2 separate regions of the Homo sapiens genome follow, and region 1 is linked to region 2. The links are chromatin contacts, found by Hi-C in ENCODE. All regions are on one chromosome and are shown on one strand. The core of a region is the stretch at or near the end of the contact, and the rest is flanking DNA. Distances in the headings are between cores, read along the strand shown.

Region 1 (2,700 bases), core at 1-2,500, 1.6 Mb before region 2:
CACACCTGCCCTGGGCATGCCCAGCCCCTGGTGGTGGGGGCTTCTCTGCTGAGAAGGCAAACTGAGGCAGCATGCACGGAGGCGGGGTCAGGGGAGACGAGGCCAAGCTGAGGAGGTGCTGCAGGTCCCGTCTGGCTCCAGCCCTTGTCAGATTCACCCAGGGTGAAGCCTTCAAAGCTTTTTGCTACCAAAGCCCACTCACCCTTTGAGCTACAGAACACTTTGCTAGGAGATACTCTTCTGCCTCCTAGACCTGTTCTTTCCATCTTTAGAAACATCAGTTTTTGTATGGAAGCCACCGGGAGATTTCTGGATGGTGGTGCATCCGTGAATGCGCTGATCGTTTCTTCCAGTTAGAGTCTTCATCTGTCCGACAAGTTCACTCGCCTCGGTTGCGGACCTAGGACCATTTCTCTGCAGGCCACTTACCTTCCCCTGAGTCAGGCTTACTAATGCTGCCCTCACTGCCTCTTTGCAGTAGGGGAGAGAGCAGAGAAGTACAGGTCATCTGCTGGGATCTAGTTTTCCAAGTAACATTTTGTGGTGACAGAAGCCTAAAAAAAGCTAAAATCAGGAAAGAAAAGGAAAAATACGAATTGAAAATTAAGGAAATGTTAGTAAAATAGATGAGTGTTAAACTAGATTGTATTCATTACTAGATAAAATGTATAAAGCTCTCTGTACTAAGGAGAAATGACTTTTATAACATTTTGAGAAAATAATAAAGCATTTATCTAAAGATTTGGCTCTATATTTTCTTTCAGATTTTTTTTTTTTTAAGGGGTCTTACTGTCTTGCGCAGGCTGGACTCCTGGGCTTGAGTGGTCTTCCTGAGGGCTTTGCCTCAGCTGGCCCTCACAACCACCGTGTGTGGTGGAAAGGCATTGTTCGGGAAACAGTCCCAGCTCCTCAGGACTGCAGGCACCCACACACCACTGCCGTGCCCAGCTTCTTTCAGATTTAAGTCGGTAATAACACCCAGGTGACAGAGCAATGTATTCATATGTTGAGACAGCATGAAAGAGTCCATTTTGTTTTCATGGAGGCTGGAAATTCATTACATATGGAATTCTTCTGTATTTAGTGAAGAGATGTTAATCTTTGAGAGGAGCCATTAAAAATCGGAGTCACTTTTATCCAAGGGAAACAAACAAAACACTTGAGTTATGACTCATATGTGGCAAGAGGCTGGCTGGAACCTCTTGTTGAGAAACAGACTGGGGTTGCTATGGAAACTGGTCTCACACTTCCTCACCAGAGCTCGGCCCTCCTATAGAGGCAACTTGTTTTCTGTTATTTTTTTTTTTAAATTATTTTTTGAGACAGGGAGGGTTCCACTCTTGCCCAGGCTGGGGTGCAGTGGTGTGATCCCAGCTAGTGGTGTGATCCCAGCTGACTGCAGCCTCAAGCAATCCTCTCAGCCTCCTGAGTAGCTGGGACCATGGGTATGCACCACCACGCTTGTCTTTCTGGGGTTTTGAGATGATGGCATTGCCATGTCTCTGCAGAAATAACTTCTTCAGGCATATGTCAGCTACAAGGAGGCATTATTTAAATGAAACAGTAGGTTCTGAGAAACAGAAGAGTAGGTTTGGGAAAGTTCTCACTCACGTGCTTGTAAAAAATAAAGCAAACTGCTAGCATCAGAGTGGGCAGTTAGCAGCCGCCTTTCAGAACAGGAAGCAAAATGAATGAAAAATTAATGCCTCATGTGTCAGGCATTCTATGGGCTTTGTCTCATTTGGCCCTCACAACAACTTTGTGAGGTGGACAAGTGTTATTCCCATTGTACTGATGAGGGAACAGACTCAAATCGTTGATTTACCCAACATCACAGCCAGTATGTAGCAATCTTTGGCTCAGAACTCAGGTCTCCCGTGTCAACTCAGGATGCCTCTGGCAGTGGAGCACACTGCTGCCCCTTCCACTTTTTCTAGCACATTCTGAAGATGCATGAAGCCTGAGTCATTCACTTTAAATCAAGCCAAAACAAAGTGGGCTTCAGTGTGGACTTCTGAGTGCTAGATACTGAGTTGCCCTTAAAAAAAAATTAACTTATTTTAAGCACTGAAAGCTCAGATTTCCACAAAATTCAGTTCTCAATAAATCCTATGGCTGAATTCTTTACAGACATTTTGGAAAGAATGCCAAAAAAAAAAAATCTGAAACTAAAAATAGGATGTTTGTTAAAGTCCCACACCAGAAGATAATTTAGAAATTTATTACAAAACTTTTAATAAAAAATACAATGATATTACAAATTTGGTTTTCCAAAGCTTTCAAATTTTTCTTAACATTATCTTTCGTTTTAAGAACACTTTTGAAGTCGGCAGTTATTTAAAATCCTTACTAGAAAAAAACCAAAGCCCAAGGATTTTGCATTTAGTCATCATCTAGGTATACAGCGTGTTTTCCGAAAGCATCCTTTAAGAGTTTGGAGATTTGATGAAATTGCTCATGTAATAAGCAGTTAGTGAATACTATTGAATCCTAAACCCAGATAAGTCATCTTGGGCTGGCTGTGTTTTTCATGTGAAGAAACTCATTTATAGCACAGGCACCCCAGGCCAATAGAGATGATTACAGATCTCTGGTTTCAGAAGTTCTGACCCCTTATTCAGCTACCAAATACTTAATTGCTAAAGGAATTACTCCCAGCAGGCACAAAACGGTTTCTGAATATGACAGAAAAGGTACACA
Region 2 (2,700 bases), core at 46-2,545:
ACTTTATACAAATAAAAATACGTAAACACACACAAACCCGTCTTCACAAAACACCTTCTAGTACAAATAACCTAGTAAAAGTCTTTTTATAGACACTAGGTGCAAATTTCTGACAACAGCTTAACATAAGCCACCTGGGCCTTGGATAAATTGAACAGTAAATGTACACTAATGCTAACAGAAAACTTACTACACAGTCACGTCTCAACTATTCATACCAATGAAGAGAAGTAACAACATAGAAAATAAACTGTTTATTACACAAACTCTATAACTGTTTTTAAGCAATGTTTCCCATAAAAATTATTAAATGAAATTTGCATTTTCCAAGCATACAATTCAATTTGCGTTTTCCAAACATACAATTCAATAGGACTAGACTCCATTACCAGTAAGCCACAAGCTGACCAAGCAATGAGGGTGTTACACAACCACACTATTCTATTTCATAGGAGCAGTCGTAGTGTAGCTATCTGGCTATTTTCTACAATAAACCATCCATTACCGTCGCATTTCTCCTCGTAAATGGCTCTCTCAGTAAGATAAATGAGTGTCAACGTCTTTCGGTCTCAGTTTCCTGCACTGTAAAATGGTAATAATAACTACTAAGTTGTCTTACTGTGAAGTCTGATGATAATGAATATAAAGGACTTGGAAATATGCAGGGCGCTTCGCCGATATTCACAATATGCTACCTGTCGTTATTTTCCACACAACAACTTTTACTTGTTAACTCTCTGCAAGTTTAGATTGCATCTGGATTCTCCAAACTTTGAGGCCCTCATAATCGATTAACAAATTACTCCTATGTGGTATCCCCATTTGTAACCGTCCTCTCGGCGTCCCTTTACTCAACTTCAAATCTTTTCCAGTTAAAGCGTAAGCCCCAGAGCCTTCCCGACAGCGCCCCGGCATCCTGCACGGCCCTGGCTAGGACGTCCTTCCTCCCAGCCCACAGGGGCCACGCTTCAAACTCGGGGCGTAGCCCCCCGCGCTGGCCTCGCCCAGCGTCTCGGCCACGCATCCCCCGGATCCCCGGCTGTGGCGGCAGCGCTCGCTCTGCCTCGCAAAGCCCCGCCGCGAACAGCCGAGTAACTTTCCGAGTCCCGCTCTAGCCTCAGGTTCCCGGACCACAGCACTGGCGCGCACCGGCCCCCCTGCGGCCTGGGGGAGCGGCCCGAAGCTCCTGGCTCCAGCGCACTGACCTGCAAGTGATCTGCTTGGTGCTCATGGTGGCTGGGCTGAGGGACCGTCGTCGTGCCGCCGCCTCTCGCAGCCGCTGCCGCCTCGGCCTTGGCCCTGGCCCGGCCCATCCCGCGTAGCCGCGTCACGCCGGCGCACGCCGGCGCACGCCGCCCCTCCGGTGTGGCACCTTTGTAGCGCCGGCGGGTAACCTAGCCGTCGTCACAATTGGTTCCGCACCGGGGATCGGGCCGGCTGTCCCGGCATCCCTGCTCTCGGTGTCCCGCACTTCCAAGCCTCCGGGGCGGAGCCTGGCTGGCATCTTAGTCCTGCCAGTCTTATCCCGATGCCTACTGTTAGTGCCTGCGATTCTGCCCCGATCGCCAAGAGTATTCCTTAGGGATCTCCCGCCTCCTTCGAGGCACTTCACCACTCCTGGGGAAACTCCAGCCTCTCCTCTTAATCCCGGATGCCCCTATCCATTCATACTCGCACTCACTGGGCACCCTTCTCAGGCCCTGCCTCAACTGTTCCCGCCGGACCTCGCCTCCCACTTAAGGAAATTCCTTAGCTCTCTCCCAACTGCTCTTTCCCCAAATCTCTACTTCCACAAGTTTTAGTCTTCATTTTCTTTCCTGCCAGTCTTGTGCTGCTCGTCTTCCATTTCCTATGGTGGAAACCCCAAAAGTTATTTTTGACACTTCCCTCTAGCTCTCTATACCCTGCAGATTCTGCTCCCACACCTCTGTCCAATGCGTCCTCTTCTGCCCCCTTTCCACCGTCCCTTCTACCTAGCACCATGCGATACCTTTTTTTTTAATTATTATTATTTTATTTTTTATTTTTTTGAGACGGAGTTTCTCTCTTGTTGCCCAGGCTGGAGTGCAGTGGGGCGATCTCGGCTCACTGCAACCTCCGCCTCCCGGGTTCAAGCGATTCTCCTGCCTCTCAGCCTTCCACGTAGCTGGAATTACAGGCGTGCACGCCTGGCCAGCCATGCGATAGCCTTTTAACTGGTCTTCTGGCTTCCGTTCCTGGTAAAAATCTATTTTTAAAACATAAATCGGATCATGTCATTCACCTTTTAATCTTACAATGGTTTCTCATTGCTTAAAAACTCGAGATACATAACATGCACAATATAAGTGCACCAAACACATTCTATGAATTTTTGCACATGCATACACTCATGAAACTACCACCCAGATCAAAATAAAGAATTTTTTGTTTTGTTTTGAGGCAGGGTCTTGCTCTGTCGCCCAGGCTGGAGTGCAGTGGCGCCATCATAGTTCAAGCAGTCCTCTGCCTTAACCTCCCCAGCAGCTGGGAATACAGGTGCGCGACACCATGCTCGACTAAACTTCAAAATGCTGGAGTAAGGAGAGGTTGAGCCGGAAGGATCCTTTGAGCATAGTTCACTGCAGTCGAGGCTGCAGGGGGTGGGTGGGGGCTGGATATTATCGACACCCCAGAAGGGCTTCCTTATGGTCCTTCCCAGGCAATACTTTACAAAGGTCA

What was found. A loop is a pair of places that touch in the nucleus more often than their neighbours do. Pooled maps may share reads with other maps.
Region 1: a loop to region 2 is called in a pooled map, with 6 times the contacts of the local background. The contact joins the enhancer-like site here to the promoter of MKRN2 in region 2. A Hi-C loop is called at or near these places in 2 of 50 pooled maps.

What each region holds. Positions count from the first base shown.
Region 1 is chr3:14,143,186-14,145,885 of GRCh38, reverse strand. TMEM43 (transmembrane protein 43) reads right to left here. Exons shown (of 12, transcript NM_024334.3): 12 at 2,206-2,700. It overlaps XPC (XPC complex subunit, DNA damage recognition and repair factor), which reads left to right. Exons shown (of 16, transcript NM_004628.5): 16 at 1-739. Among named protein-coding and RNA genes, the nearest start is that of XPC-AS1, 5.0 kb to the left of the region's middle. RefSeq lists enhancers at 997-1,106, 1,452-2,139 and a silencer at 1,763-2,057. Within about 2 kb of position 1,250, at least 34 of the 41 ENCODE cell types and tissues checked have a DNase peak (open chromatin) inside an H3K27ac peak, as active enhancers do.
Region 2 is chr3:12,555,682-12,558,381 of GRCh38, reverse strand. MKRN2 (makorin ring finger protein 2) reads right to left here and starts at 1,295. Exons shown (of 8, transcript NM_014160.5): 1 at 1,206-1,295. The coding sequence starts at 1,231. It also overlaps a transcript of MKRN2OS not described here. RefSeq lists enhancers at 576-635, 545-1,068, 1,456-1,515, 1,566-1,675 and a silencer at 1,196-1,285.